Linked DNA regions of Homo sapiens: region 2 is linked to region 1. A link is a loop called in an ENCODE intact Hi-C map of the cell type or tissue named here. Cell type or tissue: heart left ventricle. All regions are shown on one strand.

Region 1 (8,000 bases):
CTTTTTTTTTTTTTTTTTTGAGACAGTCTCCCTCTGTAGCCTAGGCTAGAGTGCAGTGGCACAATCTCAGCTCACTGCAACCTCCACTTTCCGGGTTCAAGCGATTCTCCTGTCTAAGCCTCCAGAGTAGCTGGGATTATAGGCGCCTGCCACCATGCCCACCTAATTTTTGTATTTTTAGTAGAGATGGGGTTTCACCATGTTGGCCAGGCTGGTCTGGAACTCCTGACCTCAAATGATCCACCCACCTTGGCCTCCCAAAGTGCTGGGATTATAGGCGTGAGCCACTGTGCTCGGCCTGTCATTTCTTCATCTCTCTCAATTGTCCACTTTTTGCAGAACTTGGTGGGGACACCCCTCTCCACCAGACCCTGCTGACCCCCAGGCCATCTTTTCTCAGGTCAATTGTTTTCGAAGCCCGAGGTGATAAAGCAGAAATACGAGACGGGGCCTTGGTGAGTGTGGGAGCAGGGGCTGGGGGTGACAACAGCTGAATAGCTCTGACAGCACTGTGCCCTGCCCCTACAGCAGCAAGGCTGATGTGGTGGACAGTGAGACTGTGGTACGGGCTCGTGGGTTGCCGTGGCAGTCATCAGACCAGGACGTGGCTCGCTTCTTCAAAGGGCTCAACGTGGCCAGGTGGGTGTGGCAGGGTGGGTGGGCCCAATTGGACAGGCCTACCCAGGAGGCACTAACAGCACTGGCTCCACAGGGGTGGTGTAGCACTCTGCCTCAACGCCCAGGGCCGCAGAAATGGCGAGGCCCTCATCCGCTTTGTGGACAGCGAGCAGCGGGACCTAGCGCTGCAGAGACACAAGCACCACATGGGCGTCCGCTATATTGAGGTGGGGCTTTGGGCTGGGAGCGGAGCAGGGCCAATCTGAGTCAGGCCTGAGACCCATGGGCTGCTGCTCTCTGTACCCACAGGTGTATAAAGCGACAGGGGAGGAGTTTGTAAAGATTGCAGGGGGTGAGTATACTGCAAACAGGGCCTGGCTCCCCTGGTTCTTGATCCATTTCACTTCCCCACCACCCCTTGCCTGCCTGCTCCCCTGCATGGGTGAGTGTCTGGAGGAGCATGAGTGAAGTCAGCAGGCGACTCTCATACACAGGCACATCACTAGAGGTGGCTCGTTTCTTGTCACGGGAAGACCAAGTGATCCTGCGGCTGCGGGGACTGCCCTTCTCGGCTGGGCCAACGGACGTGCTTGGCTTCCTGGGGCCAGAGTGCCCAGTGACTGGGGGTACCGAGGGGCTGCTCTTTGTGCGCCATCCTGATGGCCGGCCGACTGGTGATGCCTTCGCCCTCTTTGCTTGTGAGGAGCTGGCACAGGCTGCACTGCGCAGGCACAAGGGCATGCTGGGTAAGCGATACATTGAACTCTTCCGGAGCACTGCAGCCGAAGTGCAGCAGGTGAGCGCCCAGGGCTCCCCACCCCCAGATGTACTGTTACTCCAGGGCGGCCCTCTGTGTCCCTGCCCTACTTGGCATGACCAGCCTGTTGCTGCCTTCCTTACTAGGTCTTGAACCGCTATGCATCCGGCCCACTCCTTCCTACACTGACTGCCCCACTGCTGCCCATCCCCTTCCCACTGGCACCTGGGACTGGGAGGGACTGTGTACGCCTCCGAGGCCTGCCCTACACGGCCACCATTGAAGACATCCTGAGCTTTCTGGGGGAGGCAGCAGCTGACATTCGGCCCCACGGTGTACACATGGTGCTCAACCAGCAGGTGAAGCCACTGCTTGGTAGGGGGAACACATAAATAGGAAGGGGTGTGTGTTAGGGGTAAGGCACTCTTACACATGACAAACTGCTCACAAGATGGTGTGCACAGGGCCGGCCATCGGGCGATGCCTTCATTCAGATGACATCAGCAGAGCGAGCCCTAGCTGCTGCTCAGCGTTGCCATAAGAAGGTGATGAAGGAGCGCTACGTGGAGGTGGTCCCCTGTTCCACAGAGGAGATGAGCCGAGTGCTGATGGGGGGCACCTTGGGCCGCAGTGGCATGTCCCCTCCACCCTGCAAGCTGCCCTGTGAGTGCCCTAGGGGCTAGGGGAGGAGGAGGCCTGTGGTAGCCAGGCTGTTGTAAGCCCCTACCTTCTATAGCGGGGACTCCTTTCTGGCTACCCCACCCAGGGCAGTGCTGGGCTCCGTGCACATGCACTTTCTACTTCCGTCTCTAGGCCTCTCACCACCTACCTACACCACCTTCCAAGCCACCCCAACGCTCATTCCCACGGAGACGGCAGCTCTATACCCCTCTTCAGCACTGCTCCCAGCTGCCAGGGTGCCTGCTGCCCCCACCCCTGTTGCCTACTATCCAGGGCCAGCCACTCAACTCTACCTGAACTACACAGCCTACTACCCAAGGTACCCTGCAGCTAAGAGAATATCACAGTCCCACTCCCTGTCCCAATCTGGGGAAAGGTCACGATCCCCTTTCTGGACCAGATAACTCCTCCCTTGAGATGACAAGGGAGTAAGGTGGCAGCTGGCTAATGCCATCTACAAAACAGATCGAAAATGACTCTGTAGAGGCTGGGGCTTCAGGGAGGAACTGAATTAAGCACAAGGCAGAAACAAGGGAGGAGGGAAACAGGTCTCGGTCTAGGCCACAGGTGGCATGCATGACTAAACCTTGTCTCTCCCACCCTAGCCCCCCAGTCTCCCCCACCACTGTGGGCTACCTCACTACACCCACTGCTGCCCTGGCCTCTGCTCCCACCTCAGTGTTGTCCCAGTCAGGAGCCTTGGTCCGCATGCAGGGTGTCCCATACACGGCTGGTATGAAGGATCTGCTCAGCGTCTTCCAGGCCTACCAGGTGAGATTGTGTGGCCGGAGGGCCTGGCGGGTCTGGCTGAGCTCTCTGCCCTAAATCTGTGTCCCTTCTGTAGCTACCCGCTGATGACTACACCAGTCTGATGCCTGTTGGTGACCCACCTCGCACTGTGTTACAAGCCCCCAAGGAATGGGTGTGTTTGTAGGAGAGAAAGCCAGGAGGTAAGAGCCAGCTGATATCCTCGGCGAACATGTCTCTCCTGAGTCCAGAAGACCAGCACCCTCAACCTGGTAGCTTCTTTCTGGCTTGTCAAAGCTCTCAGAAGGTACCTAGAGGAGCCCAAGCCCCAGCTCCATCCTCCACTTATTCTGCCTGTTTCCCCCAAAGACAATGGCTGGACCCTGCATGCAGGGCTGGGGGTGGAATGGGGCTAACCAGCTCCTGATGGCCTGAGCCAGGCATCTTGACTGGCACCTGGAGAGCCCTTAAGTCTGTCCTGGCTGTGGCCCATGCCGACAGATATCGTGGGGCTGACAGGTCCACGGCAGGCTTGCTTTCTTTTATAAAATGGAAGCTCTGGTACCTTCAATGTATGACTCCTGGGAGAATCAAGGGTCCATCTGAGCCTCTGAGTAAAGATCCCAATGTTCTACCTCTCCCTGTCCCTCTTGTAGGGGATAGGGAGGCAGAGAGAGCCAGCCCCTACCCTCAGAGTATCTGGACCTCAGAGACCATGTTGTGCCAGGGGTGGTCCCACCTAAAGATGCTAGCCCCTCTCCAGGTGGGCATAAGGAGTAACAGATGGCAAAACCACAAACTATTTTGATGGACTGTGCTGCAGTATCACCAGAAGACATTAGGGGGCAGTAGGCCCCCACACAAAACCTTCAGGCTTGAATTTTAAAGGGGAGGACTTTCTGCCAACTTTTCTTGTATGCCTTGGGAAAGCCAGTTGCCCTGAACCCAGCAGACACCATGGAATGTCCTTTGCACGCATTAAATGGTACAGAACTGAAGCCTCGGAAGCAATTTGGAACTCGATCTTCTCTTCCTTAAATGAAAAGTTATTGACCAAATGGACTTTTTAAAAGACACAGGACCCTTAACTTTGCCCCAAAGTGAGGGGCTCCACACCAACCCCAGGCGGAGGAACACTCAGACAGATTAAGGATACTGTTGACCTGTCACTGTTTATTATTTCAGCACTAAAACTGAGGAGCCTCAACTGCTGGCTCTTCTTCCCTTTGTATTTGTGTAAGGAGCACTGCACTCCCATAAAAGGTTTTAAAATACAAAATGTACAAGAACACACAATTCCAAGTGCTGTAAACATAACTGAGAACCAGTTCCTTTACTAAACATCCATTTTATAAAACACAAGGTTTCAATTTGAGCCCATCTGAGCCTTAAAGATCCATTCTGAATACCAAAAACAGGGCTTCACAGCCAGGCCCAGAAGAGGTCTGGTGATAATGGCTGGCCCTGGGTGGGGATAGTTTACACCCGGGCAGCAGCACCACACATGAACCCAAAGACATGTTCTTTTTAAAGCTGTTTTCAGCCATGTTTCTCTGTGCATCTCCAGTAAGCAGAAGGCTACCCATTCCATTCCTCAACCCAAGAGCTAGCACAGTTAGAGTAGGAGGGGGTGCGTACTAGCACGTGCCCAGTTGCTCAGTGCTGCTAGTAGAAATTGATTTGCATAGTCCAATGGATGTGTGCTTTAACACCACTATGTTGCACAAAAATTTAAGTCTTTATCTACAAAGCCAAAAAATATTGACTCTTAACACCAAAGCTTTTACAAAGCTGATATAAAACTGCTTACATAGTATACAAAGCTCTATTTTAAAATTTAATGTTTATTTTAAATAGGAAAGCATTTCTAGTGCTACAGGCATCAAGGTATTTAGAAGGCATCAAAATTTGGTGCATAGCAACTCTGGATCATAGAGGCTTTTAATTCTTGAGGGCACAAAGGGTATTGCAAGGGGAACTCTTGCAATAACCTCATGTGAGGCAGCTACACCAGGGGCAAAAGGGTAGGGGCAAGTCTGGCCATTTCTCTGGAATGTCAACCGAGAGGCCAACTTCTTGCCCCTCCAAAGGAAGCTGTGGGCGTCCAACCACAGGCCCAGAAGCAAATCTCACTATCCACATTCTGTGACACAACTCACTTTTCAAGAAAATTTGAAAACACCCAGCTCCAAGAGGGGCCACAGTGATCTGCTGAAGAATAGACCTTTTTCTCTAACTAACTTTAGGGGAGAAATCTAAAATATATTTTGTTTTTTTTAAAGACCATACTTCCTCATCCTGAGTCAACAGCTCCTAACCTACTGACAACAGGTGGTGGGCAATAGGCCAGCTCCCTTTCCCAGACCTGAACTGGCCTTAGTAGAGAGAGTCCTGGCATCAAGGGCCTGCAGTCTCCTGGAATAACAGCATCAGGCCTTCAACCAGCACACTGTCTCACATATAGGCACTCAAAAAATCTGCTTCCTGAATCAATGGAAGTATATTATTTCATTTGAAAGCATACTGCAAACTTCAGAGGCTCTGTAATGGGCCCAGGAACAGGTAAAAAAAATCCCATTAGGGAGAGGGGTAAGGGCAGGTTTTTTTTTTTTTTAAAGTACCCAACTCGGGTACCTCCTTTGGTAGACAGCAGGCTGCAGTTTCTGCTGGGCCCTGCCTTGGACACCAGTCTCACCAGCAGCAGCACCAGGGTGTCTTTGGTGTGGAGGGTCAGGTTATCACTTCTGGATGTGCTCAGAGCCTTCTGGGGAAAAGGCTGGTTTTTAGATCATACAGACAGGACAGGGTAGGCCAGAATCATTTCAGGCTATAAATAGAATGGCAGATAAGCCTTCCATGCCAGTGTGACTCTTAAAACCTTCCCATCTGGAGTCCTGTATTTTCTCTGCCCATGCTGATGTACTGCTCATTTGTGCTTTAGCTCTGCACACAGCCTGGCCTCTAGCTAGAGTTAGAACTGCAAAGCTGCCTAAACCACTGAGACTGGCTTCAAAGGTCACAGAACAGCCAAAGGCAGATGCTTCTGTTTGGAAAAGGTTCTACGACCAGATGACACAAACAGGAAGCGCACTCCACAGCCTACTAGTTTTTATGATGGCAAGAAATGAAAGTGACCAAGCTAGAACCCCACCATTCAGAGTCACCTTAAATGTAGCCATCTTACCCAGGGTCCTGAGGGAAAAAGCAATTTCAACATGGAGCCAGTATGGAGAGATTGCAAGATTACCTAGAAAGTTACCAAAAGGCTATGCTCTGGAATGTCTTTTTATATTCCAACACTTCAATGATGGAATGGTCTCTTCTCATTTTATCTAACAACAGTTTAGTTTTATAAAGAGGTATGAGCTACATTTGGCTTTATTTCCTATAAATCTATGAACGTCTTCAGGACACATGCTGACTTTCTGAGGCATAGGTGTGGGCTTGGGATATTTTTTTCTTTTTCTTTTTTTCTTTTCTTTTTTTTTCTTTTTTTTTTTTTTTTTTTTTTTTTTGCTTCTAGAAGGTCTTATCAAAAGTTCCTATTTTAAAAATTATCATAAAAACTAAAGGGCCCTTCAAATGACCATAAAGCAGTACAAATCACCAATCCTAGCTAAGTAACCAGGTCACCTGCAAAAGCAGCACCTCGGAAACAAGAGAGCCTGCTGCATTCACACTCAAAGCACCCATCATATAAAAGTATCCTAGTTAAATATAAAAAGCAAAGTTCATTTCCCCAAAGCTCAAACAGCCTATGCTGCTCCTGTTCTTTTGCCAAATCTACCCAAGGCCTGAGGTGGAGGAATGCTACTTTCCCCACAAATGGTGGGTCCCACTCCTGGCCCCAGACCTGAAGGCTGCAGAGTTGGAAACCCAAGGTCCAAGGAGAGAAACATGCTGAGAAGTTGGTGGTGGACACAAGGCTGCAGTAAGCACTGTTAGAGCCCATCAGATCTTCCTAAATCCAGGGACTCAGGACTCGGGAGGGGAGCCTGCCTGCTCACCCCTGCTCCTTGGGAAACAGAAATCTGGGACATGTCTCTCCCAATTATCTCGTTCACTGAAAAACAAGAAAAGGGAGAGTGATTAGTGACCTCTGAGTGATTAGCCATATGATGCCCAACGCTGAGCTCTACCTCAGACATTTCCCTTCCCATGGCTTTCTGTAAAGATAAAGGCAGTGTCTGAAGCCTGCTCCTGAGCTGAGTGGCATTAGAGATGGAAACATCGCTCCACAAACTACTCTGGACCTCTTTTTCTCTCTCATTCAGTTCATTTTGGGTTGGGAAGGGGGCTTACCCTCACTCTAAAGGTATGTTTAAATAAGTATTCACCTTACTCTAACTTTTCTTTAATTCATATCTCTTTGAGAAAGTTTTTATTTTCTACAATGCCACCTCCTATGTAAATGGAATGAAAATAAATGCTTTGGTCAGAATAAACCACTGTGATGTGGGGGTGATTTTGCTACTGTATCCTAATACAAGCACTCTTTATTATGTGGGGGCATTTCTGTTGTTTGTGATCTTTTCTGATTGGAGGCTCTAGCTTTTCTGTTAATTTCTCTGATGTCCTAAGCATCTCAGGGAGGTACAGTGCTCTGTGAGGTCCAGAGCAAAGAATTTCCATCTTACAGAACTAACATAGAAGGGAACATCCCAAATCCCCCAAATAAGAACCTTTAGTTCTCACATCATTTCATTCCTTGCCTTATCAACTAAAGAGTCTATGCTAATTCCACTCCTAGGCATATTTACAAGAGAAGTGAAAACATATGTCCACATGAAAAACTTTCAAATGTTCACAGCAGCATTATTAATAATAGCCAAAAAGTGGAAACAATCCAAATGTCTACCAAGTGATGAATGGATAAACGTAAGTTGTCTCTATCCATAAAATGGAATATACAGCCTTGAGATGTAATGAAGTTCTGATACATGCTACAACATGGATGAGCCTTGAAAACAGTCTGCTAAGTGAAATAGGCCAGACAATAAAAGGTCATATATGATTCCATTTATATGAAATGTCCAGAACAGGCCAATCCATAGAGACAGAAAATAGATTACAGGTTGTAGAGAGGGAGAAACAGGGAGGAATTACTAATGAGTATGGAGTTTCTTTTCAGAGTAATGGAGTTATAAAATTAGATATTAGTAGCCAGGCGCAGTGGCTCATGCCTGTAATCTCAGCA
Region 2 (8,000 bases), 160 kb after region 1:
ACAAGGAATGTTGTGCTCAGAAAGGTTAAGTGATTTCCCAAGGATATACAGCTAACAAGCAGCAGAGCCGGGATCTCAAACCAGGGAGTCTGAATCCAAAGCCTGCTGCCTTGGGAAGGCGCATATGTGTACAAGTGTGTACTCCTCCCTCCTGGCTTCAACCCAAGCAACTCTGCTTTGCTCTGCTTTGTATGAAGGGAGTTCTGGGTTCCCTTCTCTGAAAATGTTGTAAGAGCACAATCAACAACTTGGGCTCTTCCTATAAGACCCCTAAGCCCAAAGGAACATCACTCAGAGAAGAGAGGTCCCTCTGGCCCAAGTCTACTGACCTGAGATGCTGTACAAAATCACATCCTGGACACAGGGAACAAGTGTGAATGGTAAGCCAAGGGTGGCCTTCAGAACCTCAGCTCTCAGCATAGAGTACATTAGCTACAGCTAGAAGGATTGTTTAGTCATTGTGACAGCTGGCAGTCCAACAAATGCAGACAAGAGAGGCAGAGCCTTTAAAAGAATAGGTTGGGTATGGTGGCTCAAGCCTGTAATCCCAGCACTTTGAGGGGCTGAGGCAGGAGGATCACTTAAGCCCAGGAGTTTGAGACCAGCCTGGGCAACATAAGGAGATCCCGTCACTACAAAAAAATAAAAAATTAGCCAGGTGTGGTGGCATGTGCCTGTAGTTTCAGCTACTCAGGAGGCTGAGGCAGGAGGATTACTTGAGCCCAGGAGTTTGAGGCTGCAGTGAGCTATGATTGTGCCACTTCACTCCAGCCTGGGTAACAGAGCAAGACTGTCTCAAAAAACAACAACAACAATGAAAAACACATAAACAAAGCAGTCTGTCTGGGATTATTCAAGGGAGAAGTCATTGCTCAATATAATAGAAAGAAAATGAGGCTGGGCCTGGTGGCTCATGCCTGTAATCCCAGTACTTTGGGAGGCCAAGGTGGGCAGATCACCTGAGATCAGGAGTTTGAAACCAGCCTGGCCAACGTGGTGAAACCCTGTCTCTACTAAAAATATAAAAATTAGCTGGGCATGGTGGAGCGCACCTGTAATCTCAGCTACTCGGGAGGCTGAGGCAGGAGAATCACTTGAACCCGGGAGATGGAGATTGCAGTGAGCCAAGACTGCGCTACTGCACTCCAGCCTGGGTGACAGAATGACAAAGAGGAGGAGAGGAGAGGAGGGGAGAGGAGAGGGGAGGGGGGAGGGGAGGAGATGGGAAGGGAGAGGGGAGGAGATGGGAGGGGAGAGGGGAGGAGATGGGAGGGGAGAGGGGAGGAGATGGGAGGGGAGGGGGGAGAGGGGAGGAGATGGGAGAGGGAGGGGAGAAGGGAGGGGGAGGGGAGGGGAGGAAGGAAAGAAGGAAGGAAGGAGGGAAGGAAGGAGGGAGGGAGGGAAGGAAGGAAGGGAGGGAGGGAGGGAAGGAAGGAAGGGAGGGAGGGAGGGAGGGAAGGAAATAAATGAGATTTTTCTCATGAGGGTCAGAATTCCACCACGTACTGGCTGCATGGTATGATTTTGAGCAAATTACTCAATCTCTAGCATTTACACATCCTGATAGTAGAGGTGTTTCTCCTTTCTTAGTCTCTCTGTGTCTCTAAACCTCAGTACCTACCCTCAATAGGCACTCCATGAATGAAAGAAAGGCAAATGCAAAAGCCCATTCAGGGTCTGCCTGCCCTCCAGACTCATAAGATATCAAAGAGCTAGGCAGAGGTAGGCTGAATATGTAGAAGAGAAATTGGCTGTCACTTGGGGTGACAGATCAATTAAGGAAGGATCACTAAGATGGGTTAGGACCTCCCTGCCAGTCACTAGAAAGGTGACCACTCACCTCCCATGAACTGCGATGGCAGCAATGCCAGTCCTCTCTATCCGCTTCACAAGGCTCAGGGTATCTTCTAGCTGAGGAGGAGGACCACACAGGATGGTTACTGAAGCTCCAGAAGGAGCAGCTGCTGCCTCCTAAAGTAGGCTCAGCTCTACTCTCTCCTCCAAGCCTAATTTAGCACCTCAAGAATCGTTCACAAACCTAAATCCAACATCACCAGAGAGAATGGACCTTCATATGTAACACACCATCCTTACCGATGGCAGGATGCGAATCTTGCAGGTCACAGGTCTGCGTGTCCCTTTAACAAGAGTGCTGAGGATCTGCAGAAAGGAAAACACAAGAGCACCTATGTCTTCTGGAACAAACCATCACTCTGCCTGTACTAATTAACTCCGCTACAGGCTGTGCATTCCGGTGGCATGAACAGTTTGCATATGTGTGAATGCATGTGTGTGTCTGTTACACACATACACACATAAGCTCCATGAGGCAAGGGACCTGCCTTTGTTCTATACTGGAGCCCCAGCACCTGCCTGGCACCTAGTGGTATACACATATTTGTCAAATATACTGAATGAGTGAGTGAATGGGTACGCGTGTACACCTGTGTGCAGCTCACTGAGCCTTTGCCAGGACAAATACCAGAATTATCTGGAGAACTGAAGAAATACACACTCTTGAATTCCACACTATTATTTCCTGAGTCAGTCTCTAGGGGAAGGGCTTAGGAATGTGTGTTTTCAAAAGGCTCTGCCCAACACACTCCAGCCCGTCCTCAGAATCATTCTGAGGCCTAGCCTTGGTTAAGAACACACGGCTAAAAAAAAAAAAAAAGTAAGAAAAAAAGAACACATAGCTAACTGGGTGTGGTGGTTTATGCCTGTAATCCCAACACTTTGAGAGGCTGAGGTGGGAAGATTGCTTGAAGCCAGGAGTTTGAGACCAGCCTGGGCAACACAGCAAGACCCTGTTTCCTTTTTGTTTGTTTGTTTGTTTGTTTTGTTTTGAGACAGGGTCTGGCTCTGTTTCCCAGGCTAGAGTGCAGTGGCACAATCTTGGCTCACTGTAACCTCTGCCTCCCTAGCTCAAGCCATCCTCCCACTTCAGCCTCCAGAGTAGCTGGGACCACCATGTTGGCCAGGCTGGTCTCGAACTCCTGAGCTCAAGCAATCCACCTGTTTTATCCTCCCAAAGTCCTGGGATGACAGGCTTGAGCCACTGCACCTAGCCCATCCCTGTTTCTATTAAAAAAAAAAAAAGCGGGGGGGCAGACAGCTTCTTTCCTGGGTGAAGGGAATGTTCCCTAAGTGTTGTTCCAGGACTTACAGGGTGAGGGAACAGGAAGGCTCTTAAGGGGGGCCTGCATTCCTCTTTAGGGCAGTCAGACATACATGAGTGAAACTGGCAAAGGAAAAGACAACATACTCATAAGATAAGCACATATTTAAAAGTGCTTATCACATAGCAATTGCAAAAGATTTCAAAGAAAGATCAAGAAGTCACGCAGGAAAGTGACAGGGAGGTAGCAAGACCAGACCACACAAGAATCAGAGATAGAGAGGTGTAGATGACACTGCATGTCTGTGTCATTGCTATCTTCTTCCCTCATCAGAAATTTCAGGCCAGGCAAGCTGGAGGAAAGATGATCCCAAGAACCCTCTTCCAAGAACTGGATCTCTGCCTAGCAGAGCAGGGGGATATCTAGGTGGCTGCTGCCAGTCTTGATTCTAGACAGGCGGGGGCAGCAGAGAGCCAGGTTGCAAAAACCAGTAGTGGAGGCCTATCAGGGACAGGATGAAGCAGGCCATTCCAGAAGACATCAGATCAAGAGGCTGGACTGACAGACAGTTCATGAGCAAGACAGGACCTGCTGGCCCAAATGCCAGGGACTGGCAGGAAGGAACAGTCTCTAGGTGCTGCTCCAGGAGGCAGACTTGGCCTGAGGTCTTAGGGTCACCCTGGCAGGCCTTAAAGAGGCACTTACATTTTAAGGGCGGGACTGACAGGTTCATCAAGAAATACAATAAAAATTCTCATTCTAGTCCCATCCTTCATGCTCAGAGCAACATCTCTAAAAGGTTCCATTACAAGTGCTCACTTAGAATCCTCTGACATTTGGTGATTTAAGCAACACCAGCTGGTCTGATCCAATTCTCTGTCTTGTAGAACTTCCTTTTGCTATTTTATCCAAGTAGCTCTCAGTACTTTCTTCAGTATTTCTGTGTGTTTCATGTGTGTGTTAAGGACTAGGAAGGAAATTAGGTAACCAAAAACCCTAGGCACTTGCAAGGGTCACACTGAGGGGAAATGGCAACTAGAGATTGTCTTCTGGCCAGGCTCTAGCATGACACTCTCCTGGACACCAACTCTCCAGATCCAAGTCTTTGGGGAGAAAGAATGAGAGACAAGTCCATATTTGAGCAGAGGAACAGCACATCTACCTACAAGCAGGCTTGCCTCAATAGACCCACTGGCCAACTGAAGAAAAGCAGTCTCCTTCACTCCCCTGGTTTCTGGGAGGCAGCAGATGAGGATAGGAAAGCATAGGCCTGGAAAGCACTGAGACCTGAGTTCATGTCCTGGCCCTGCCAATTGTCAGCCATGGCCCAAGTACAGTGTACACAAGGGGGATGCCCTGCGCACACCTGTAATCCCAGCACTTTTGGAGGCCAGATCACCTGAGGTTAGGTGTTCAAGGCCAGCCTGAACAACATGGTGAAACCCCGTACCTACTAAAAATACAAAAATTAGCCGGGTGTTGTGGTGCATGCCTGTAATCTCAGCTATTCAGAGGCTGAGGCAGGAGAATCACTTGAACCCAGGAGGTGGATGTTGCAGTGAGCTGAGATCGCACCACTGCACTCCAGCCTGGGCAGCAGAGCAAGACTCCCTCTCAAAATAAATAAATAAATATTTAAAAAAATAAAATAAAACTGAGGTTCTTAATCCAGGGAGCATATATCAGAGTTACCTGGTAGAAGCTTTCTCAAAGAGATTGATATCCCACTCTCCACCCCTACTCACCCCAAGGGTCTGCAGAATTCTCAACAGATAGCATCCTTTATTTCTAACTGGGGTAAAATATATATAACATGAAATTTGCCATCTTAAACATTTTTAAGTGTATAATTCAGTGGCATTAATTACATTCACAATGTTGTACAACCACCAATGTTATGTATTTCCAAAGTTTTTCATAACCCCAAACAAGAATCTTGAGAAAATTTCTAGAGGTGGTCTTGAGATACTCCCACAGATGGAACCACGGGCCTAAAACGCCAAGCCTGGAAGGACCCGCAAAGCTCTCACCCAGGTCACCCAGCTTGCCAACACAGTCTGGACCCGAATTGAATCCAGCCCCTACACCTAAGCCACATCTGGCTTTGTTGTGGAAGCCTGCAACCTCCCTACCATGGGGCAAACCCCATCTATCAGTCCAACCTGGCCCATCTGAGTACCCAACCAGAGAAGTAGTGAAATGAACTAAGCTTCTGAGGTTGAGTGTATCTCTGCTGCCTCATGGATGAAATCTGCCTTATTCAAAGAGGGGCAGTAGAGAGGACAGAGCCAACAGCCTGGGTCTGAGAAGAGAGGAGGCTGGAGGATAACAAAAATGCCTGTGTGCTCATGTTGTGAACCACATCCTCCCTGCTGGGGCCCCCTCTCCTAGGTGTGGAAACCAATTTGACATCCAAGATGTCTACTTCCACTCCACCCTGCACACAAGTGTCTTAACTGGAGATTTCCAAGTTGAGGTGCCTATTGACCTGACACTTATAAACTATACCCAGGCACCTTGAACCTGAGATGCTACTGGAGAGGGTGCTGACACTAGGAGTCAGAAGAGACTATAGTTCACAAGCTGGCTCTGCCTGCCACTTATTTACTATATGATCTTTTTTTTTTTTTTTTTTTTTTGAGACGGAGTCTTGCTCTGTCGCCCAGGCTGGAGTGCAGTGGCACGATCTCTGCTCACTGCAACCTCTGCCTCCCGGGTTTATGCCATTCTCCTGCCTCAGCCTCCTGAGTAGCTGGGACCACAGGCACCCGCCACCACGCCCAGCTAATTTTTTGTATTTTTAGTAGAGACTGGGTTTCACCGTGTTAGCCAGAATGGTCTCGATCTCCTGACCTTGTGATCTGCCCGCCTCAGCCTCCCAAAGTGCTGGGATTACAGGCATGAGCCACCACGCCCGGCCTACTATATGATCTTAAGCAAATTATTTTCTCTCTCTGTGCTTTAGTCTATTGTCCTTGATCAAATGGAGATAACTGCCAATCCTATCTACTTCAAGGGGTTTCAGGATCAAATGAAAGGCACATTATGGCTGGGCACAGTGGCTCACATCTGTAATCCCAGCACTTTGGGAGGCCAAGATGGGCAGATCACCTGAGGTCAGGAGTTCAAGACCAGCGTGGCCAACATGACAAAACCCCATCTCTACTAAAAATACAAAAATTAGCCAGGCGTCGTCGTGGGCGCCTGTAATCCCAGCTACTCAGGAGGTTGAGGCAGAAGAATTGCTTGAAACCTGGAGGCAGAGGTTGCAGTGAGCTGAGATTGTGCCACTGCACTCCAGCCTGGGTGACAGAGCAAGACTCTGTCTCAAAAAAAAGAAAGGCACATTATACAGGTGCACTATAGATAGAGTATCTCTGGCTGCACATGGGAAAAACGAGAAGGCATGTAGCCAGCAAGCACAGTGGTCTTCCTATGTCCCAGAGACAGTGGGGCTGGAGGAACATGCAGGGTTGGGCTGCTGGCACAGCAACCATGCAGCTCTCATTGGCAATGATGGCAGCTCTCATTGGTGATGCCTAAGTCCCAAGTCGCTCTAGCCTCTGGGAAGCAGGATGAGGCTTAAAGCCCAGACAGGGAAGTAGCGATAGAGAATGAAAAGGAAAACAAAGGAGCTAAAAGGAAAGAGCTGGCAGACTGGGAGAGGAACACAAACCTGTCCCCAGGGCCTCATTAAGCTAGCCTACAGAATCACCAAAGAAAGGGGAACAGAGAGAGACTAACTTCAGCTTGCCTCCTCTGACCCTGGCCCGGGCTTCTCTCCAAGGGCTGGGGTAGACTCTTTCAGGACATAGGGGACCCACTGCTCCTCTCATCAAGCCCCCTGGGAGAGGCCAATCCACCCACACACATACAAACACATATGGCCACTGAGCCCGTCCTCACCACAGGTGGGCTGGCCTCTGCTCTCAAGACCTTCCCAGAAGGGAGACAGGAAATACAGAGGAGGTTCTCTGTGAGTCCTCAGGACCCCTGGCTCTTCATTGACATGTCTCTTGCTCTGGGCTTTTTAGGAACATCAAGGCTGCTGTAGGCTGGCTCGGGGGTTCCCAAACTTAGCTGCATGTCAAAATCACTGGAAAATTTTTTGGAAATCGCTAGGCCTCAGGGAGAGAAACTGGGTGGACATCAGTAAATCTGGTATTGGTGGAAGGAGGCGTTCTAGACAATTCTAGTTTGGAGCTGTGTTTGAGGACCCCTGCTTTCACTCGTGGAGGACTTACCTTCTCAATCTTGTCAGGGTCTGACAGCAGGGCAGCTCCCATTCCTCCCTAAGGAGAAACACACAAAAGGTCTTCTTACATCTGGGAGACACTATGGCCCTCTCCATGGGATGGGGTCTGGCAACTGAGCGTCACCCCGGCACTCACTTCCAAGGGACCAAGGCCCACTGGCAACCGGCACTTCTTTTAAACAAGTAGGAGGGCAGCAGTATCTGTGCCCATAACATCTGGGACTGAAGTGTGATAATTTTTTTTCTTTTTTTTTTGAGACAGATTCTCGCTCTGTCACCCAGGCTGGAGTGCAGTGGCGCAATCTCGGCTCACTGCAACCTCCACCTCCCCAGTTCAAGTGATTCTCCTTCCTCTGCATCCTGAGTAGCCAGGATTGCAGGCATGCACAACCACACCTAGCTAATTTTTTAATATATTTTTAGTAGAGACAGGGTTTCACCATGTTGGCCAGGCTGGCCAGACCAGAGTGATGACTTTTAAAATGTATAGGCTGGGCGTGGTGGCTCACGCCTGTAATTCCAGCACTTTGGGAAGCTGAGTCAGGTGGATTACCTGAGGTCAGGAGTTCGAGACCAGCCTGGCTAACATGGTGAAATCCAGTCTCTACCAAAAATACAAAAATTAG

The links. A loop is a pair of places that touch in the nucleus more often than their neighbours do. Peaks named below come from ENCODE experiments on the same cell type or tissue, not always from the same donor. Only the 100,000 strongest peaks of a DNase experiment are listed, where the experiment ranks them.
Region 2: it touches region 1 in a loop (4-fold over the local background); 20 of 110 quality-filtered maps call a loop at or near these places.

The regions. Positions count from the first base shown.
Region 1 is chr16:68,225,216-68,233,215 of GRCh38, reverse strand. NFATC3 (nuclear factor of activated T cells 3) reads right to left here. Exons shown (of 10, transcript NM_173165.3): 10 at 3,957-6,866. The coding sequence ends at 6,745. It overlaps ESRP2 (epithelial splicing regulatory protein 2), which reads left to right. Exons shown (of 15, transcript NM_024939.3): 6 at 401-455; 7 at 529-639; 8 at 713-845; 9 at 928-970; 10 at 1,113-1,414; 11 at 1,522-1,734; 12 at 1,840-2,038; 13 at 2,189-2,375; 14 at 2,662-2,827; 15 at 2,901-4,183. The coding sequence ends at 2,990. Among named protein-coding and RNA genes, the nearest start is that of MIR6773, 4.3 kb to the left of the region's middle. RefSeq lists an enhancer at 5,730-5,779. In heart left ventricle, a CTCF peak has its summit at 3,642 (motif pointing right); DNase peaks (open chromatin) are centred at 595 and 1,425; H3K27ac peaks cover 1,378 bases.
Region 2 is chr16:68,060,477-68,068,476 of GRCh38, reverse strand. DUS2 (dihydrouridine synthase 2) reads right to left here. Exons shown (of 17, transcript NM_017803.5): 8 at 7,364-7,411; 9 at 2,095-2,160; 10 at 1,841-1,911. Among named protein-coding and RNA genes, the nearest start is that of NFATC3, 21 kb to the left of the region's middle. RefSeq lists an enhancer at 6,925-6,974. In heart left ventricle, a CTCF peak has its summit at 3,574; a DNase peak (open chromatin) is centred at 3,586; H3K27ac peaks cover 1,185 bases.